Linked DNA regions of Homo sapiens: region 2 is linked to region 1. A link is an interaction called in ENCODE POLR2A ChIA-PET data of the cell type or tissue named here. Cell type or tissue: B cell. All regions are shown on one strand. Each heading gives the region's core, and the rest is flanking DNA. Links, peaks and the distances in the headings are about the cores only.

Region 1 (9,227 bases), core at 1,667-6,666:
AATTCAGGAAATTTTTCAGTCATTATTGACTGAAATGTTTCTTCTTTTCCTTTCTTTCCTTTTTTGTGTCCCTGTTTATTTATATATATATATATACATGTATATATATATATTTATTACACAATTTGTAATTGTACTGCAGTTCTTGTATAATTTTTCTGTCTTCAGTTTTTTTCCTTATTGCACTTCTTTTTTGGAAATTCTTATTGACAATTCTTAAAGTTTACTAATGCATTCCTCAGCTATATCCAGTCTACTGATGAGCCTTTCAAAGGCACTCTTCATGTCTGTTAATAGTTTTTTATTTTGAGCATTTTCTTTTCATAGAGTTTTCATCTCTCTGCTTATATTACCCCGCTGTTCTTGCATATAGTCTATTTTTTCTATTAGAGACCTTAACATAGTAATCATAATTATTTTATTTATTTATTTATTTTGAGACGGAGTCTCACTCTGTTGCCCAGGCTCAAGTGCAGTGGCGTGATCTTGGCTCACTGCAACCTCTGCCTCCTGGGTTCAAGTGATTCTCCTGCCTCAGCCTCCCGAGTGGCTGGGATAACAGGCATGCACCACCACCCCCGGCTAGTTTTTTTTGCATTTTTAGTAGAGATGGGGTTTCACTATGTTGGTCAGGCTGGTCTCGAACTCCTGACCTCAGGTGATCCTCCCACCTTGGCCTCCCAAAGTGCTGGGATTACAGGTGTGAGCCACCGTGCCTGGCCTTAATCATAATTATTTTAAATTCCTGGTCTGATAATTTTAACATCTTTGCCTTATCTCAGACTGTTTCTGATGCTTGTTAAATCTTTTCAAACTGTGTTTCAGTCTTTTAGCATGTCTTGTAATTGTTTGATGAATGCTGGACATGACATATTTGGTAAAAGGAACTGAGGTAAGTAGGCCTTTAGCATGAGCTTTTATGTTTATCTGGCTGGAAGCTAGGCTGTGTTTGCTGTCACCGTACATGTCAGAGGCTAAAATTTCCTTCAGTGTCCTGGTCTTGTCTCTTCTGTTGTCTATGGATTACCCTAGTGAGTTCTTCCTAAATATAGTCTGAGATATGCAGTTCTTTCTGTTGAATTTCTCTGTCAGTATACGGGAGCCATAGTGATGTGGTCGTTAGATGTGGGAGTAGAGGGAAGCGTTCAATAGTCCTATGACTAGATCTAAGTCTTTTAGTAAAGCCTTTGCCTTGGGCTGTGACGTTCACAAGTGCTTCTCAGTCTCCCCTGCCCTTTAAGTTAGACGAGATAGCTAGAGGAAGCCGGAGGCCCCCTCTCCCACACGGAATGCAAGAGGGGGCTGGAGCTGGATTTCTCTTTTTTTAGGCCGGTTAGGTGGCAGCAGCCCTCCAGTCAGTTAGGCTCTGGTAAAGTCGTTTCCCTTGAGGCAGGCCTGTTACAAGGAATGCAACATGCCAAGCATATTTCAAACTGGCTGCTTTTCTTCTTCCTTTAGGTTGCATAAGGGGATTTTTTTCTAGTTTTTACTGTGAAAACCTGGTAGTGTCCTGGAGATAAAATTGGGGAAGTGGGGCAGTCCTTCTATGACTGGGTCTTCCTGGAATTTTTTTTTTTTTGAGACGGAGTCTCGCTCTGTCACCCAGGCTGGAGTGCAGTGGCGTGATCTTGGCTCACTGAAACCTTGGCCTCCCAGGTTCAAGCCATTCTCCTACCTCAGCCTCCTGAGTAGCTGGGACTACAGGCGTGTGCCATCACACCTGGCTAATTTTTGTATTTTTAGTAGAGATGGGGTTTCACCGTATTGGCCAGGCTGGTCTTGAACCCCTGACCTCATGATCTGCCCACCTCAGCCTCAAAATGCTGGGATTACAGGCGTGAGCCACCGCGCCCGGTCTGGAATTTTTAACTCTCAAACTTGCTGACACTGAGCTTCCAGCAAGTCATCAATTATGATTTAGATTTTCTACCTCCTACAGAGGTTTCTGATTTCCTCCTGTAAATTCTGTGTCTCAGCGTCCACCCATCTCTTCAGTTTTGGGGCAGCAGTTTTCCCTATGACTTCATTTCTCTGATGGATCTAAGAAGAGTTGTTGATTTTCAGTTTGTTCAACATTTTTCCTGTTGGGAAGATGGGAGTGAGGTGTTCCAAGCTCATTACATTCCAGACTGAAAATTCAAAGTCCACAATATTTTTTAAATTACAGCTTTTTATTATAGCTTTGGGTTTTTAAAAAATAATAATTGAGAGGAATTTTCACATGTTGTACAATAGCTTTTGATTGCACTAGTAGTGAATATTAGGTTAAGTATTATATGATTGATATGTTGATATTATTGAAACGTTTTTCCAGAGACTGAGGTGCCACTCAATAGCTATTCTAATGATTGTTGACCTGTAATTTCTTATGTTACATCCTGTAATTTTAATTGTTATTGATTTGTAATTCTTTATATTACACCCTGTGAGGCCAAGGAAATACTCTTTCACAATTCTCCATGAAATGTTTTACTACAATTCTCTCTTATTTGGCTACCATTTCATAGATAATCATCACTCCCGTCTATGCCTTTCTATCTCAGAGCCTCCCTCTATTTAATCTTCCATCAGTTTTTAACAAGTTGATGGTATTTGATCATGAGTAATAATATATCTTATTTTTCAGAATCTACTCCATTCTTTAAAATCTCTTGGATAACCCTTTTAATTAAGGCTTTTCTTTGAGCCTCGATTCCTTGGAGAAAAGGAAATTGTCAGAAACGACACACTTCTGTGATATGCCACCAGCAGGCCCATTACTATATACCCCAGCCTTCTCTTTGTTATCTAGCTAATGTTAGGCTGCCTTGTTTGTCTAAACATATAATTATATTTCAGGAAAAGGAGAACATAAGTCTTCCGTACTTTATATCATGCTGTGCCCTCTAATAATCAACAAATAAAAACACTGCTTAATAATGCTTAATGTGTTTGGTTTTGTTTATTATAGGAGGAACTCTCTGGAATGAAAAATAAAATACAAGTAGTTGTGCTTGAAAACGAAGGGCTCCAGCAACAGCTAAAATCTCAAAGACAAGAGGAGACACTGAGGGAACAAACACTTCTGGATGCATCCGTGAGCATTATTTTAAATCATAAATTTTATTTTAGTGTGAATATTCCCTTCTGCCCTCTCTCCTCGCCTTCTTCGCTGCTTAGATTTTCTCCCTGAAGTGTGGCCAAAGTACTATGTTGGTATTTGTTTGAGACCTCAAATATCAAACTTCACTGTGGTGGAATGAATCCTCAGATGAAACGATCTTGTGATATTTTGCTACAGTTTCCTCTCTGAGCATACCGTTTCTGCCTTACCATATGGAAAGAGCCGGTCTGAAAGCAGGAAGTGTGTTATACAGGAAGGACTTTGCTAAGTCTAGAAACCGTTCAGAACTTTAACTTAGATTTCTGTTGGATTTCTCTAAATTTTCCTTGAGGTCTGAAATCTAATAAGTCTAATTAGCTGCATGATGTAGCAGAAAAAATGTTGGCCTTAGGATCCAAGAATCAAAATGTTAGTCTTCCCATTTCCCTAAGAAGGCTGGTGTTTAGCAAGTAATTTTAGAAGGTTTTACATAGCTTAATCACGTATGTCCTTTATTTCTTTATTGGTAATTTGAGAAGATTAACCTATACCAGGAGTTTTCAGTGCAAATTCCTGGACTCCATCCCCTGTGAGTCTGATTCACTTGGTCTGGTTGGCTTCTAGGAATCTAAACTTTCATCAAGTTGCCTAAGTGATTCTAATGTCAGTGGCCCAGAGTTTGAAGAACGTTGGGTCAGATTATCTCTATAATTCTGTGACAGAGAATTATTGTGGTGACATTTAAATAGTGCTTAAATCTTATGACTTATCAGAGTACTTTTGTCTTAAACTTTTTGTAACTGTTTTGCTATAAGATATAGTCACAGCTTGTTCTGCTTTTTGGGACAAATTCAACTTTCCATGTGGAAGTTTTCATACTTGCCTATTCCAGCTTCACTTTGCAGTTTACTTTGGTGGTTTTGACTTTGTCGTCATTAGTAAATCAGCTGTTAAGAAAACATGAAAGTCTTGATGTTTCATTGGGATATCCTCTAATTTTCGTTTTTGAAGTTTTTTTTTTTTTTAACTTGAATTGATAGTTGGTTTATAATCCTGGAGTTGTATATGTTAGGGTTTGCTATTGAGAAGTATAGGAGTGTATTAACTCTGATAAATGAAGTGGGCTAATTAGTATTTCAGTTTAATTTTCTGCAATTGCATTTAAGTTTGTGATCAGTTCTTTTCTCCTCACTGTATAACTTTTTCCTGAAGATTTGTATAATTATTAGTGGTAAAAACTCCATCTTAGTTGCTTATGATTTTAATGTCAATTTGAGGAAGATATCACCATATAGAAAATACTTAGAAGTAGCTTATTTTAAAAATATTCATTTGCTTTTCTTCCAAACACGTGGTCACTTAGCAAGCAGTGATTCAATTATTCATAGTCCTCAGTATTTATGTAATGCCAAAGAAGTGGAAGAAGGGGAAGTGAAGTGAGAAAGGAAATTAGGCAGACAAGTGAATCAGAGGGCAAGAGAAATGAGTAATGCAAAAGGGGAAGGAAATGATGGTCAGAGCACACATGCCTTGCAGCATGAGCAAAGAAAATGTGCTAAACAAAACTACAGTCAGAATCATAGAAAGGATAAGGTTTTAGAGAGGTTTTGTTGTTTTTTAAACATTCATGTGAGCTAAATATAATGCAGGTATTGAAATGATTACTGCAGATATGCCAGATGACCTTGATATCTATTTTAATGTTAATCTTCTGTTATTTGTTGTTGTTGAATTGTTACCCCCACGTTTTACCTGTGTAAGTGAATTGAAATATTTCAAGGCCAGATACAGTGTCTTACGCATGTAATTTCAGCAGTTTGGAAGGATGATCACACGAACGGATGGATCACTTGAGCCCAAGAGTTCCAGACAAGCCTGGGCAACATAGTGAGACCCCATCTCTCTAAAAATAAAAAAAAAATTAGCCGAGCATGCTGATGTACACCTGTGGTCCCAACTACTTTGGAGACTGAGGTCAGAGGATCCCAGGAGGTCAAGGCTGCAGTAAGCCCTGATCACGCCACTGCACTCCAGCCTGGGCAACAGAGTGAGACCTTGCCTCAATAAAAACAAGACAAACAAAAAACCAGACATTTCAATAATACATGCATGGTGCTGTGTTACAAGTTGTAACATGAATAAAAATGTTTAGGATATCTTAAATATAAAAAATCAAGAAATATCTTCTTTTGGGGGGAAGGGGTTTTTGTAATGAGTCAATTAAAATGTTGGTGCTAAATCTTCCCTTGCTATATTGAAGTTTGCTGATTTCAATATAGATTTTCAGTGTTTCATAATGCCTTTTAAGAAAGATAATTGAGGTGGCCAGGCGCAGTGGCTCACGCCTGTAATCCCAACACTTTGGGAGACCAAGGTGGGTGGATCACGAGGTCAGGAAATAGAGACCATCCTGGCTAACATGGTGAAACCCAACTCTACTAAAAATACAAAAAATTAGCCGGGCGTGGTGGTGGGCACCTGTAGTCCCAGCTACTTGGGAGGCTGAGGCAGGAGAATGGTGTGAACCCAGGAGGCAGAGCTTGCAGTGAGCTGAGACTGCGCCACTGCACTCTGGCCTGGGCGACAGAGCAAGACTCCATCTCAAAAAAAAAAAAAAAAGATAATTGAAACATTTATATGGTGTATTAGGTTCTCTCAAAGGACAGAACTAATATGATATAATATATATATATGAAGGGGGTTTATTAAGTAGTATTAACTTATTAACTGACACAATCACAAGGTCCCACAACAGGCCATCTGCAAGCTGAGGAGCAAGGAAGCCAGTCTGAGTCCCAAAGCTGAAGAACCCGCTGTCTGAGGTACAAGAACAGGAAGCATCTAGCACAGGAGAAAGATGTAGGCTGGGAGGCTAAGCCAGTCTAACCTTTTCATGTTTTTCTGCCTGCTTTATATTCGCTGGCAGCTGATTAGATGGTGCCCACCCAGATTAAGGGTGGGTCTGCCTTCCCCAGCCCACTGACTCAAATGTTAATCTCTTTTAGCAACATCCTCACAGACACACCCAGGATCAATCCTTTGCATCCTTCAATCCAGTTAAGTTGACACTCAGTATTAACCATCTCATATAGTAATAACTAACATTTATTGATGACTACATGGTTATAATGTGCGAGGCACTGTGTCAAACTATTTACGTTATATTACTTCAGATTTGCAGTACCCACACAAGGCAGGTGTTATTATCTCTGTTTTCAGAGGAGTAAATTAAGGTACACAGCTGTTAAGTAACCTAAGTAATTGGCCTAATGTCACAGAGCTAGATAATGGCAAAGCAAGGATTCAAACCCAGGACTATCTAATTCTCTAAATACACCCCGTAGAACCTTAAATTATACCGCCTTTCTGCATAAGTTAGGAAGAGCTTGTCGACATTGAACCAAACCATCTTTGTTTGCAGAGGATAGAAGTTTTCCCTGGCAGAAAAGAGAAGAATCTCCTTTTTATTGTCTCCTGCTTGTAGCCCTGGACTTTGATGGTAGCCTGTAAGACTTTCAACTTTTGGTCTAGTTTATGACCTAGAAGTTAAAGAAGCAAGCCATTCAAAGTATATTTCATTCCTGTCCTGATTTTTCATCACTTTGCCTTCTCATAAAATATTTCCTCATGGAAAGCTTTTCTCTAGAGTTCACAAAATCAAAATAATACGAAAACATGTTATTTATTCAACATTTTGTCATGTGTCCTTCTTTAAAGATCCAGGAGTTTTTTCTTAAGGAGAAAATTTCTCGGCCAATATTTTTCACGTTTGTTTTCATCCCCTGTCTTACCACCGCTCCCGCCCCCCGATCCCCTGCCACCCAATTAAGAAATCAAAGGTTTTGAATGATCTTCAAGGATTTAACATACTTAGGTTTTTAAAAACATCTTGGTTAAGTAGCATTCAAGTTTTTTAAAACTATCTGTGAAAGAACAAAATGTCCGTTAGACTAGCAATTCTTTCCAAAGAATGATAATATTTTATATCATAAGTTAGTGATCTGTGGTCTACATGCTCCCTCCAATTTCTCCATAGAAAATTAGTACCACCCTCCTTCATTGATCTCAAAAACAACTTTAAATGCAATCATATCTTAGGGGATTTGACTCTACCGAGAGAATCAAGTGCAGACTCATTCCATGGTGTGGTATACTCTCAAGTCCCTTACTTGATTCTTTAGCTTCATCTTCTGACATTCATCACCTTATGTTTTGACGTCTAGTAATGCTGAATTTTCTGAGACCCCCCTGCAGGCACCATGCTATTCCATACCTCTGTGATGTTTATCATGAGGTTCTCTCTTCTTCGAATGCCCTTTCCATCTAGCTTACCCTTACTTATCCTTCAAGATACCACACCAGTGTCAATTTTTTTCTGGAAAACCTTCCTTGGATTTCTGGGTGCCCTTAGTATCCCTCCTGTGTTTTGGCAGAGGCCCCTGTGCACACCTTTGGCCTAGCACTCACATTATTAAATTGAAATTACCTGCCTAGGTGTGTGTCTCCCTTATTAGACTGTAAACTCCTTGGAGCTAAGATTGATCTTGCTCATTTTTGTCCTCCAAGCTCTTAGCACAGTGTCTGAACACCATAGGTGTTACACAAATGTTTGCACTAAACTGAACTTCCAGAAGAATATAAAATAGACTGTCAGAGTACTACTTTAGGTGAATGTAGTTTACCACGTTCGAGCATGATGCGACACTGCAGTATGGGTCAGTGTCTGGGGACCTGTCCTGTCTTGTGACTACTACCATATCCTTTGGCCCTTAGCAAGTGCTCAATAATTATTTGTTGAATTAAATTAATATACGTATTTTAATCCTTCTTGTACACATAAATTCCCCAGATCATTGGGCTGCTTACTACATTGAATGTTGAGAGGGTGACAGAGGTTGCAACTAACAATGGGTACACTAAATTCAACTCAGGCATGTTTGGTTTGTTTGATAAATTTTGAGCCAGTGTTTAATAGTGTTTCACATGAAGGACCAGATATCTGGTAATATGAATTTTCACTGCCACATGGCAGTGATTGACTGGAATTGAGTAGTGGCTGCTTCCTTTGGATGGTACACATTTCTGTGGTTTGTCACAGAGCCTACTCTTCTTCCTTTTTGAATCCCTGGCATGCAGGCTGCATGTCAACTCTGTTTATCACCATACATGCACTGTTTCTTTTTACTGAAGATAAATATTTTTCTGGAAAGGCAGAAGATCGTAATAATAAAGGACTTTAAAGGAAAAAACTGTTCCTTTTTCTCATAATGCTTCTGACACCAAATGTTTGGGTTTGTTTTCTCCTACACCTGGCCATTCTCTGTTTCTCTGTAGATACCAACTAGGTGTCCAGTGATTCAATTCAATTCTGACACTCACTACACAGTATCAGACCCACAGGTTAAGGGCTCAGTACCACATGACTGCCTGCTACTTTAGATACCAACTGCAAATAGTAGGTCTCTTGGTTATCCACAATTCTGTCTGATTTGTCTGTAAATTGGGGATTCCTACAATCCCTTCCTAATGTGTGATAATTTGCTATAATGGCTCACAAAATTCAGGGAAACACTTTGCTTGCTATTACTGGTTTATTATTATATAAAGGATATAAATGAACAGCCAACTGAAAAGGCACGTAGGGCAGGGTCCAGGCTGGTCCCAAGTAGAAGAGCTTCTGTCTGTGGAGTTTGGGTACACCACCCTCTTGGCATGTGGATGCATTCGCCAACCCAGAAATTCTCTGAACTTCATCATATAGGATTTTTATGGAGGTTTTATTACATAGGCATGATTGGTTAAATCAATGGCTGTTGGCGATTAAGTCAATCTCCAGTCCTTTCCCCCCTTGAGGTGGGGGAGTGGGGCTGTAAGTTCTAGTCTTCTAATCATGGACTGCAGCCACCAGTCATCTTATTAGCATACGAAAGGATACTCTTATCACCATGGAGATCCTAAGGGTCTTAGAAGCACTTGTGTCAGAAACCCGGGACTAAGACCAAATATTTTAACGAAAGATGCTCCTATCACCCATGTCACTCAGGAAATTACAGGGTTTTAGGAATTCTGTGTCAGGAACCAGGGACAGAGACCACATATATATTTGGATTCAGATTGACAGGTTTCAGATTCTAGTGCTGCCACT
Region 2 (9,227 bases), core at 2,323-7,322, 970 kb after region 1:
TCCAGGGAAGATGGGTAGGACCCTGAATGCTAGTTCCCAAGCATGGCCACGGAACTGGGTTAAGGTAGAGGCATGGAGGAGAAGCTCATTATGTAAAACTGGCTTTTTTTAAAATTATTATTATACTTTAAGTTTTAGGGTACATGTGCACAATATGCAGGTTTGTTACATATGTATACATGTGCCATGTTGGTGTGCTGCACCCATTAACTCATCATTTAACAGGTATATCACCTAATGCTATCCCTCCCCCTCCCCCCACCCCACAACAGCCCCCGGTGTGTGATGTTCCCCTTCCTGTGTCCAAGTGTTCTCATTGTTCAATTCCCACCTATGAGTGAGAACATGCGGTGTTTGGTTTTTTGTCCTTGCGATACTTTGCTGAGAATGATGGTTTCCAGCTTCATCCATGTCCCTACAAAGGACATGAACTCATCATTTTTTATGGCTGCATAGTATTCCATGGTGTATATGTGCCACATTTTCTTAATCCAGTCTATCGTTGTTGGACATTTGGGTTGGTTCCAAGTCTTTGCTATTGTGAATAGTGCCGCAATAAACATACGTGTGCATGTGTCTTTATAGCAGCACGATTTATAATCCTTTGGGTATATACCCAGTAATGGGATGGCTGGCTTTTTTTTTTCTCACCTGCAGCGCATGGCACCCTGCCTTCCAGAGACAAGGTTCCCAACAACTGTGCTGAATGAATGGAGGAAAAATGAACCCAAACCAGGAATACAAATCCTTGTGTGTGAACATAAACCTACTTCCAAAATTCTTGAGGAATCCCTAACTCAAGTCCCCCAAGTCCTGTTTGGTTGTGCACAGAAAGAGATATTACAAGAGGAGCCGTGGGAACCTGAAAAAATGAATGGGGAGTGGCAGTCCCTTCTTATTAATGTGATCAAGACCAATAAATGTATATTGTAATTGTAAATTCTTTCTGGACTCCACATTTCTCCAAAACCTAAGGATGTCTCCAATTATCTCGAGAAAGAAACGTCATAAGATTCTCAAGACTAAAGTAATGTTAATTGATATTCATGCCATGGGAATGGAGAGCGTGCGCTTACTAAGCAGCATCTTGAGGGAAGGCACCATACAAAATCAAACAACCGTTCAGGAATAGTAAATAGCTTCTATTACTGTTGTTTAGGCCACTCAGTCTTGTTATGGCAGCCCTAGTACAAGAATACAATGTACAGCAGTATTAATCATTAGTTGCTGTTGTTGTTTTCAAACAAAAGAGAAGAATAACTTTCTTTTTTGTCGTTTTTTTTGTTTTGTTTTGAGACAGAGTCTCGCTCTGTTTGCCAGGCTGGAGTGCAGTGGCAGGATCTTGGCTCACTGCAACCTCTGCCTCCCTGATTCAAGCAATTCTCCTGCCTCAGCCTCCCAAGTAGCTGGGACTATAGGCGCCTGCCATCGCGCCCAGCTCGTTTTTGTATTTTTAGTAGAGACAGGGCTTCGCCATGTTGGCCAGGCTGGTCTCAAACTCCTGACCTCAGGTGATCCACCTGCCTCGGCCTCCCAAAGTGCTGGGATTACAGGCGTGAGCCACACGCCTGGCCAAGAAGAATAACTTTGAAGTTTAGATATACAATTCAAAATTAGAAAAAATGTTCATGTATGAACTAAAATTTACACTTATGAAACAAAAATATTATACCTCACTATTCACATCCTGTTTTCCTGTTTTAACCTTTAAACACAAAGGAAAACTCCAAGTTGTCAGATAGAACTGGGGTAAATGTTTTGCATAAAGGACCAGACAAGGGTATCCTTTATCTGAAATGTTTTGGACCGGAAGTGTTTTGGATTTTGAATTTTTGGGGATTTTTGGAATATTTGCAATCTATACTGGTTCACCATTCCTAATCTAAAAATCTAAAATTCAAAATGCTCCAATGAGCATTTCTTTTGAGCACCATGTCAGCACTTAAAAAGTTTTGAATTTTGGAGCACTTCAGATTTTGGATTTTCAAATTAGGGGTACTCAACCTGTAATAAATATTTTGGCTTTGCAGGCCATATGATCTCTTGTAAATACTCAATTTTGCTGTTGTAGCAATGTATGAACAAATGGGTATGGCTATGTTCTAATAAAACTTTATTATAGACACTAAATAATAATAATAATAGCTCCTATTGATTAAGTGCTTGCCATGTTCTGAGCAGAGCTAACTGCTTTAACATTTGGTTAAGTGCTGGGCCAAGAGCTCAGAATATGATTAGGAAAATGACACAACCTCTACCTCCTTACTTCCTGTACACTTTCTTGTGTAATCCTCATAACCAACCTATCACTAACCCTATTTTGTAGTTGAGGAGACTAAAGTTATGTAGCCACTCAACATCAGGCATCTAATAAGTGGCAAAAAAAAAAGGATTTGAACTCAGTGTGTCTGATTTTAGAACCTGTTTCCATAACCCCCACACTCTAGGGCTTGGAATTCTATTGACAGCAAAAGCATCTTCCAGTCTCACAGGACTGTGGGGCTGTGGTGCAGTCCTGAAAGGAGCATGCATGTGAGGAACACCACGCGAGAGGCCCATGAAAGGACAGGACAGCCTGGAGTCCCGGGGGAAGCTGCTCCCCAGCACCTGGCATTATGGCCGGTGTCATGGTCCCATGTTGGGTTTGCAAAGGACTCAGAGCCTTGAGCCAAGCGGCAGGAAGCAATTTCAGTCTTTGGCCCAGACCACCAGGCCTCGAAACCTTTCTATCTAATTAAACTTCCATTGCCTTTCATTTCTGCAGCCCTCCTTACAGGAATACTCTCTTTAAAATAAATAAATAAAAGATATGGGAACTGATGGAGTCAACTAAGAATTTCTCTAATTTCCACATCTAACTCCTATGAATAACTCACTTGGAAATGGGCGTGGTCTGTCTAGGCATGATTGTGTTTTGCATAAACTCTTATGCATGAAGTGGCTCTATTTGCAACTAGACAGGATCCAAATTTCAGAAACACTTTAACAACCGACTATAAAGTTTATTAAAAAATAAAAAATAGAAAAGTCATTTCACCTTTTGCCCGCAGTAAAACTCTGGGAATGGACTCTCCTGGCCTCAAAGCTTTCTTTTCTTCTCTGCAGAAGCTGCTGAAGACACCCTCCACAGGCTTAGCCTACCCAGGTTACGGCACCCTGCCTGCTGCACTCAGGGAACTCAAGGTGTTGCCTGTTCAACGTTTGAGCAGAACCAGAGTCATGGCTTACGCTAGCTGTGACTTTGTACCCCAGTTCTGGTCTCTGAGTCCCTGCCTGGGGTATCCATGCAGTACCCAGGCCTGCTGCTTCCTTGTGGGCTAACCTGGGGAGGCTGGCTGCCTGCCACCATCATGCTGCCATGCTCAGAACCTGCTCAGGCTCGTCTCTGGAAAGCTCCTTCACAGCCATTGCCCATCTCCTTTTTTTGTTTGTTTTTTTTCTTGAGACGGAATCTTGCTCTGTCCACCCAGGCTGGAGTGCAATGGCACAATCTTGGCTCACTGCAATCTCCACTTCCCGGATTCAAGCGATTCTCCTGCCTCAGCCTCCTGAGTAGCTGGGATTACAGGCACCTGCCACCACACCCAGCTAATTTTTGTATTTTTTAGTAAAGATGGGGTTTCACGATGTTGGTCAGGCTGGTCTCGAGCTCCTGACCTCAGGTGATCCACCTGCCTCGGCCTCCCAAAGTGCTGGGATTACAGGCGTGAGCCACTGTGCCCTGCTCCCTTTCTCCTTTTACTCAGCTTGTCCCAAACTTCAAGGTACAGAAGAATCACCTGGGGATCTTGTTAAACTGTGGGGTCTGGCTTGGTAGGCCTGGGATGGGGGCTTGAGAATCAGTGTTTCTAACAAAGCACCAGGGTAGGTTTGGGAAATAGTTCGAGTCTATGCAGCGTCAAGGATGATGGCCAAGCAGGTGAGGTAGCCACTGGCCACTACTATTTTTGCCTGCCCAGAACATGTGCTTTTTCCCTATTTTTTTAAGCCCAATAATGGGCACATAGCTCAGTTTGCACCAATCAGAGTCCTGCCCAGAAATGAGGTATGAATGGTGGTGGGAGTGGGGAAGAAGGGGTAAGTGGGAGCAGGCTCTCTTTTCCCTGGGGTTACTAACCTGGGAGGGTTGCTTGTAGCGCATGCAGGAAGTCCATTGTCAGTGATCAAGAATGAGTTGAACCTACAGAGAGAAGTGAAAAGGGTGGAGATGCAAGGACATCATTTGAGCTCCTGCATCCAGTCACACCTGAGGCCAGATGCTCCAGCCTTCCAGTTATACGAGCCCATAAATTTGCTTTTTCACTTAATTTAATTCTTGTCACTTGTAAATAAAAGAGCCCTGAGTTATATAGTGGGTAAGGCAAGTTGGGGTCAAAAAACAAGGTATAGAGTGATAATGGTTCACATGATGATTCTAAAAGTAATTCCTGGCCGGGTGCAGTGGCTCACGCCTGTAATCCCAGCACTTTGGGAGGCCGAGGTGGGCGGATCACTTAAAGTCAGGAGTTGGAGACCAGCCTGGGCGACATGGTAAAACCCTGTCTCTACTAAAAATACAAAAAAATTAGCCAGGCGTGTTGGCGGGCACCTGTAGTCACAGCTACTCAGGAGGCTGAGGCAGGAGAATGGCGTGAGCCCGGGAGGCAGAGCTTGCAGTAAGCCAAGATCATGCCACTGCACTCCAGCCTGGGGGACAGAGCAAGACTCCATCTCAAAACAAACAAAAAAGAACATGATTAAGTATGGAGTCCTAAGGGCCTGACCTCCAAGTGCCACAAAAAGCGAACTTGAGCTCCTTCATCAGGCGATGTTTGCTCATGCCTTTTCCTGATGATACTGAAAAAGTTCGCAGAAGCTCCACATGTCCAACTGCTTTTTCCTGGACGTTTAGTTATACAGGTAAAGCTGAAAGTAAACAGCAGATTTGGACTCAAAATCAGCTCCATAAATGGCCTCATTTCCAGGCACAGCCCTTGATGTCATCTCTGAAAGGTCGTCGTCCCAGCCCTGGAGGGATTTACTGAGGCCCCAGGATCTGAGCTCATGTCCAGATCTGTGAAAAGCAAAGGACATGCATGCAAAATAGATTGAGGCCGCATACGCCCAAGTCGCTGGGGAAGGGACAGGCATGTGGTGAGCAAAGAGGGAAGAGGAGGTTTCCTGCTTCTCTCTGTGACTTCCCTATTTCAGATAACAGCAGCCCCACCCTGCTGGGCACTCAGGTTCAAAATGTCAGAGCCTTGGGACTCTTCTTTCTCCTTTTCATATTCCTCTGCGCTGCATGCAGGAGAGTGATTCTATCCCAGGGCCAACTCTGACAGCCACCTCCTTCTCTCCATTCTCTCTGTTGCTGCTTTTTTCAGGCCTTCATTATTTCCCACCCGAACCACAGTGGCAATGGCCTTGTAGCTATTCTCCTCAAATATATTTTTCATACTTCACCAGGTCCAGTGAAATGTTTTGAGGACTTACTATTGACTCACTCAACCCTGGGGCAGATTGTATTTTCCAAAGATGCCACATATCCCATTTTACATGTTCTCACAATATGACTGACATTCTTGCCATCAAGAGGTGAAGTCCACGTTCCCTCCCCTTGAACTTGGAAGGGCTTGAGACCCAGCAGAAGTGATGCTATGTGACTTCTTCCAAGACTAGGACCTAAAAAGTGGTACTGTTTTTGCCTGGTTTTCTTGGGAAACTTGCCTTCAGGCCATCAGTTGCCATGTAAGTACGAAACCGCCATACTGTATGGAAGCCCAAGCCACATGGAGGTGCCATGTGTGGGTGTTCCTAGTGTGAGGTCCTAACTGACAGCTGGGAATGTGCATGAACGTATCTCTAAATGATTTCTTCCCCCAGTGGGCTGGTCACCGCCACCCGCCCTCCGCCCCCTGTCACTTTTCAGTTCTCCCAGTCGAGGCCATAGACATCATGGAGCTGTGCTTTCCTGACCTACAGAATCTGTCAGCATAATAAAATGGTTGTTTCTGTTTTCTCTGGGTGCAGTGACTCACACCCATAATTTCAGCACTTTAGGAGGCCAAGGCAGGAGGATCGCTTGGACTCAGGAGTTTGAGACCAGCCTGGGCAACATAGTGAGATCCCTGTCTCTGTAAAAAAGCCAAAAAAAAAAAAAATTAGCTGGGCATGGTGGTGCATGCTTGTAGTTCTAGCTACTCAGGAGGCTGAGGTAGGAGAATTGCTTGGGTCCAGGAGGTTGAGGCTACCACGAGCCAGTGAGCCACAATCACAACACTGCACTCCAGCCTCGGCAACAGACTGAGATCCTGTTTCTTAAAAAAAAAAAAAAAAAAAAAAAAAAAAGAAGATTATTTTAAGTTCCTAATTTTGGGGGAAATTTGTTACATAGCCAATAGCCAATAGATAACCGATATTTTATTTTAAAATGCCTTAATGTGTACACAAACCCTCTGTCAATCATCTGGTTACAAATAGCTCCTGCAGGGAGCTATTTACAAAAGAGGTGAGGTTTCCACAGCTATGAGACCCTGAAGAGAGGAGCTGATCCGAGGGTAAGCCAGGCATTTCTATGCATTTTTTTTGTCTTTACTATGTGCCAGGCACGTTACAGACCTTATCACATCCAAATCTTCAACATGATGGCTATGAGGTTAATTATCTTCCTTAATAGTTATAGAAATTGAAGCTCAGAGGGGAAACATAAATTTCCCCAAAGTGGCCAAACAGGAATCCAAACCTGGGGCCTGATGACGCCGGAGCCCTCGCAGCGCCTACCGCGCCTCTGGAAGAGCCGAACCCAAGAAAGAGAGCACAGAGGAGCACTCAGCATCACTTTGCTGCTCTTACCTTTCCCAGCACATGACTGAAATCACTCCTCTATTTGGAATGAAGGAAAAACAAAGCAGTCTGGTCTGGCTAGAGAAAGCCCCCGGCCACAATGTCGAACAAACCGGGAGTAATTTGTCTCTGTTCTTTTCCATGTGACTGCCGGAGGTTATCCTGGTTTTTATTAGTCCAAACTTCCCTTTTCAAAAAATAATTCCTTGAAATCTTCTGGGAAATTAACATGGCTCAATCTGGCTCTGGGCTGGCCACCACATGCTCACAGAATTAGGAGAACCTGAGATTTTAACCCTTCGTAGCCACACACACATACACACAAAACCACATGTGCCTCTATAGCTGTGTTGTTTAACAGGCTGTAAAGAGAATATTCACACTGGGTGAGCGGTTAGGTTCAGCTTTATCCTGGAAAAAATTTCATCTCTTAGATTTGTTCCAATCCAAGAGTTTTACACGGTGTGCAGATTGAGTTACACATCAGTGCACAGCACAGGAATCCTTTATTTAAGAAATATCAGGAACTAATTAATATACAAGGTTAGGTAATTTAAATAACAATTATTTTCAAATATTTTTTAAAGAAAATATATTAAGAATAAGTAATATAAAATTACAGAGCCGGGCAGGAGGGTTCACCTGGTGTAATCCCAGGGCTTTGGGAGGCTGAGGTGGGAGGATTACTTAAGACCAGGAGTTTCTGACCAGCTTGGGAAACATAGTAAGACCCAGTCTCCAAAATAATAAAATAAAATAACTACAATAGCAACTTTAAATTCCAATTCTATTCTGTACTATAGTCAATTACATAAAAAATGTTCTTCATTTTTCTCTTATAATTTTTTTTTTGAGATAAGGTCTCATTCTGTCACCCAGCCTAGAGTACAGTGGCACAGTCATAGCTCACTGCAACCTCAAACTCCTAGACTCAAGCAATCCTCCTGCTTCAGTCCCAGGTAGCTAGAATTACAGGTGTGCATCACCATGTCCAGCTAATTTTTAAATTTTTTGTAGAGATGGGGTCTCACTATGTTGCCCAGACTTGTCTTGAACTCCTGGCCTCAAGCAAACCTCCTGCCTCGCCCTCCCAAAGCGCTGGTATTACAGATGTGAGTCACTGTACCTGGCCCATTTTTCTTTACTTTTATTTTCTATCTAATTGGGAACTTTTGAGATTATTTACAGTGTCATAAGAATTATAAAAAGGTGGCCAGTTGCAGTGGCTCACGCCTGTAATCCCAGCACTTTGGGAGGCTGAGGTGGGCAGAACCCCTGAGCCAAGGAGTTCAAGGCCAGCCTTGGCAACCTGGCAAAACTCTGTTTCTACTAAAAGTACAAAACTTAGCCAGGTGTGGTGGTGCATGCCTGTACTCCCAGCTACTTAGGAGGCTGAGGCAGGAGAATCACTTGAACCTAGGAGGCAGAGGTTGCAGTGAGCCAAGATCGCACAACTGCATTCCAACCTGGGCAACAGAGTGAGATCCCGTGTCAAAAAAAAAAAGAATTATTATCGTTACTGGCCAAGTGTGGTGGCTTACACCTGTATTCCTAGCACTTTGGAAGGCTGAGGCGGCCGGATCACGAGGTCAGAAGATTGAGACCATCCTGGCTAACATGGTGAAACCCTGTCTCTACTAAAAATACAAAAACAAAATTAGCCGGGAGTGGTGGCGGGCACCCACAGTCCCAGCTACTTGGGAGGCTGAAGCGGGAGAATGGCGTGAACCCAGGAGGCGGAGCTTGCAGTGAGCCGAGATTGTGCCACTGCACTCCAGCCTGGGCGACAGAGCGAGACTCCATCTCAAAAAAAAAAAAAAAAAAGGTAACAAAATTTAGGCAGCTAATTTCTTGTTCTTTCAGTATTTCCACATATGTTTCTGGCAATTAAAACATCTTTTTCTGCCAGGGTCAGTGGCTCACATCTGTAATCCCAGCATTTTGGGAGGCTGAGGCAAGAGGGTCACTTTAGCCCAGGAGTTCAACACTAGCCTGGGCAATATAGGGAGATTCCATCTCTACAAAAATAAAAATAAATTAGCAGGGCATGGTGGCACATGCCTGTAGTTCCAGCTACTCAGGAGGCTGGGGCAGGAGGATCATTTGAGCCCAGGAGTTCAGGGGTGCAGTGAGCCCGTGATTGCACCACTGCACTCCAGCCTCTGTGTCAGAGCAAGACCTTGTCTCAAAAAAGAAAAAAAAAATTGTTTTTCTCTGGGAAGTTTGGTGGAGTGGAACAGGGGAGAGAACAAGCCCCCTATCCCTCCACGTCCTCTCCTCCAGCATCGTTCTTACAATGAAGGATGGTCTTTGCAGCTGATATCTTCTTATACTCCCCTGTTCCTTTCCTGGGCAGATGTCCTGGCGATACGGCCAAGGACATCCCTCTGGGAGCTGAGAGTGGA

The links. ChIA-PET counts read pairs that join two places held together with the same protein. Peaks named below come from ENCODE experiments on the same cell type or tissue, not always from the same donor. Only the 100,000 strongest peaks of a DNase experiment are listed, where the experiment ranks them.
Region 2: POLR2A ChIA-PET joins it to region 1 with 5 read pairs; 1 of 35 experiments calls an interaction of 5 or more read pairs at or near these places.

What each region holds. Positions count from the first base shown.
Region 1 is chr1:243,283,322-243,292,548 of GRCh38, forward strand. It overlaps SDCCAG8 (SHH signaling and ciliogenesis regulator SDCCAG8), which reads left to right. Exons shown (of 18, transcript NM_006642.5): 5 at 2,951-3,076. Among named protein-coding and RNA genes, the nearest start is that of SDCCAG8, 32 kb to the left of the region's middle. RefSeq lists an enhancer at 1,500-2,236. In B cell, for the core only: no CTCF peak of the experiment used is centred there; a DNase peak (open chromatin) is centred at 4,570; H3K27ac peaks cover 3,785 bases.
Region 2 is chr1:244,249,534-244,258,760 of GRCh38, forward strand. LOC105373262 (a long non-coding RNA gene) reads right to left here. Exons shown (of 3, transcript XR_949343.3): 2 at 4,118-4,180. Among named protein-coding and RNA genes, the nearest start is that of SPMIP3, 98 kb to the right of the region's middle. In B cell, for the core only: no CTCF peak of the experiment used is centred there; a DNase peak (open chromatin) is centred at 5,138; H3K4me3 peaks cover 1,290 bases; H3K27ac peaks cover 2,040 bases.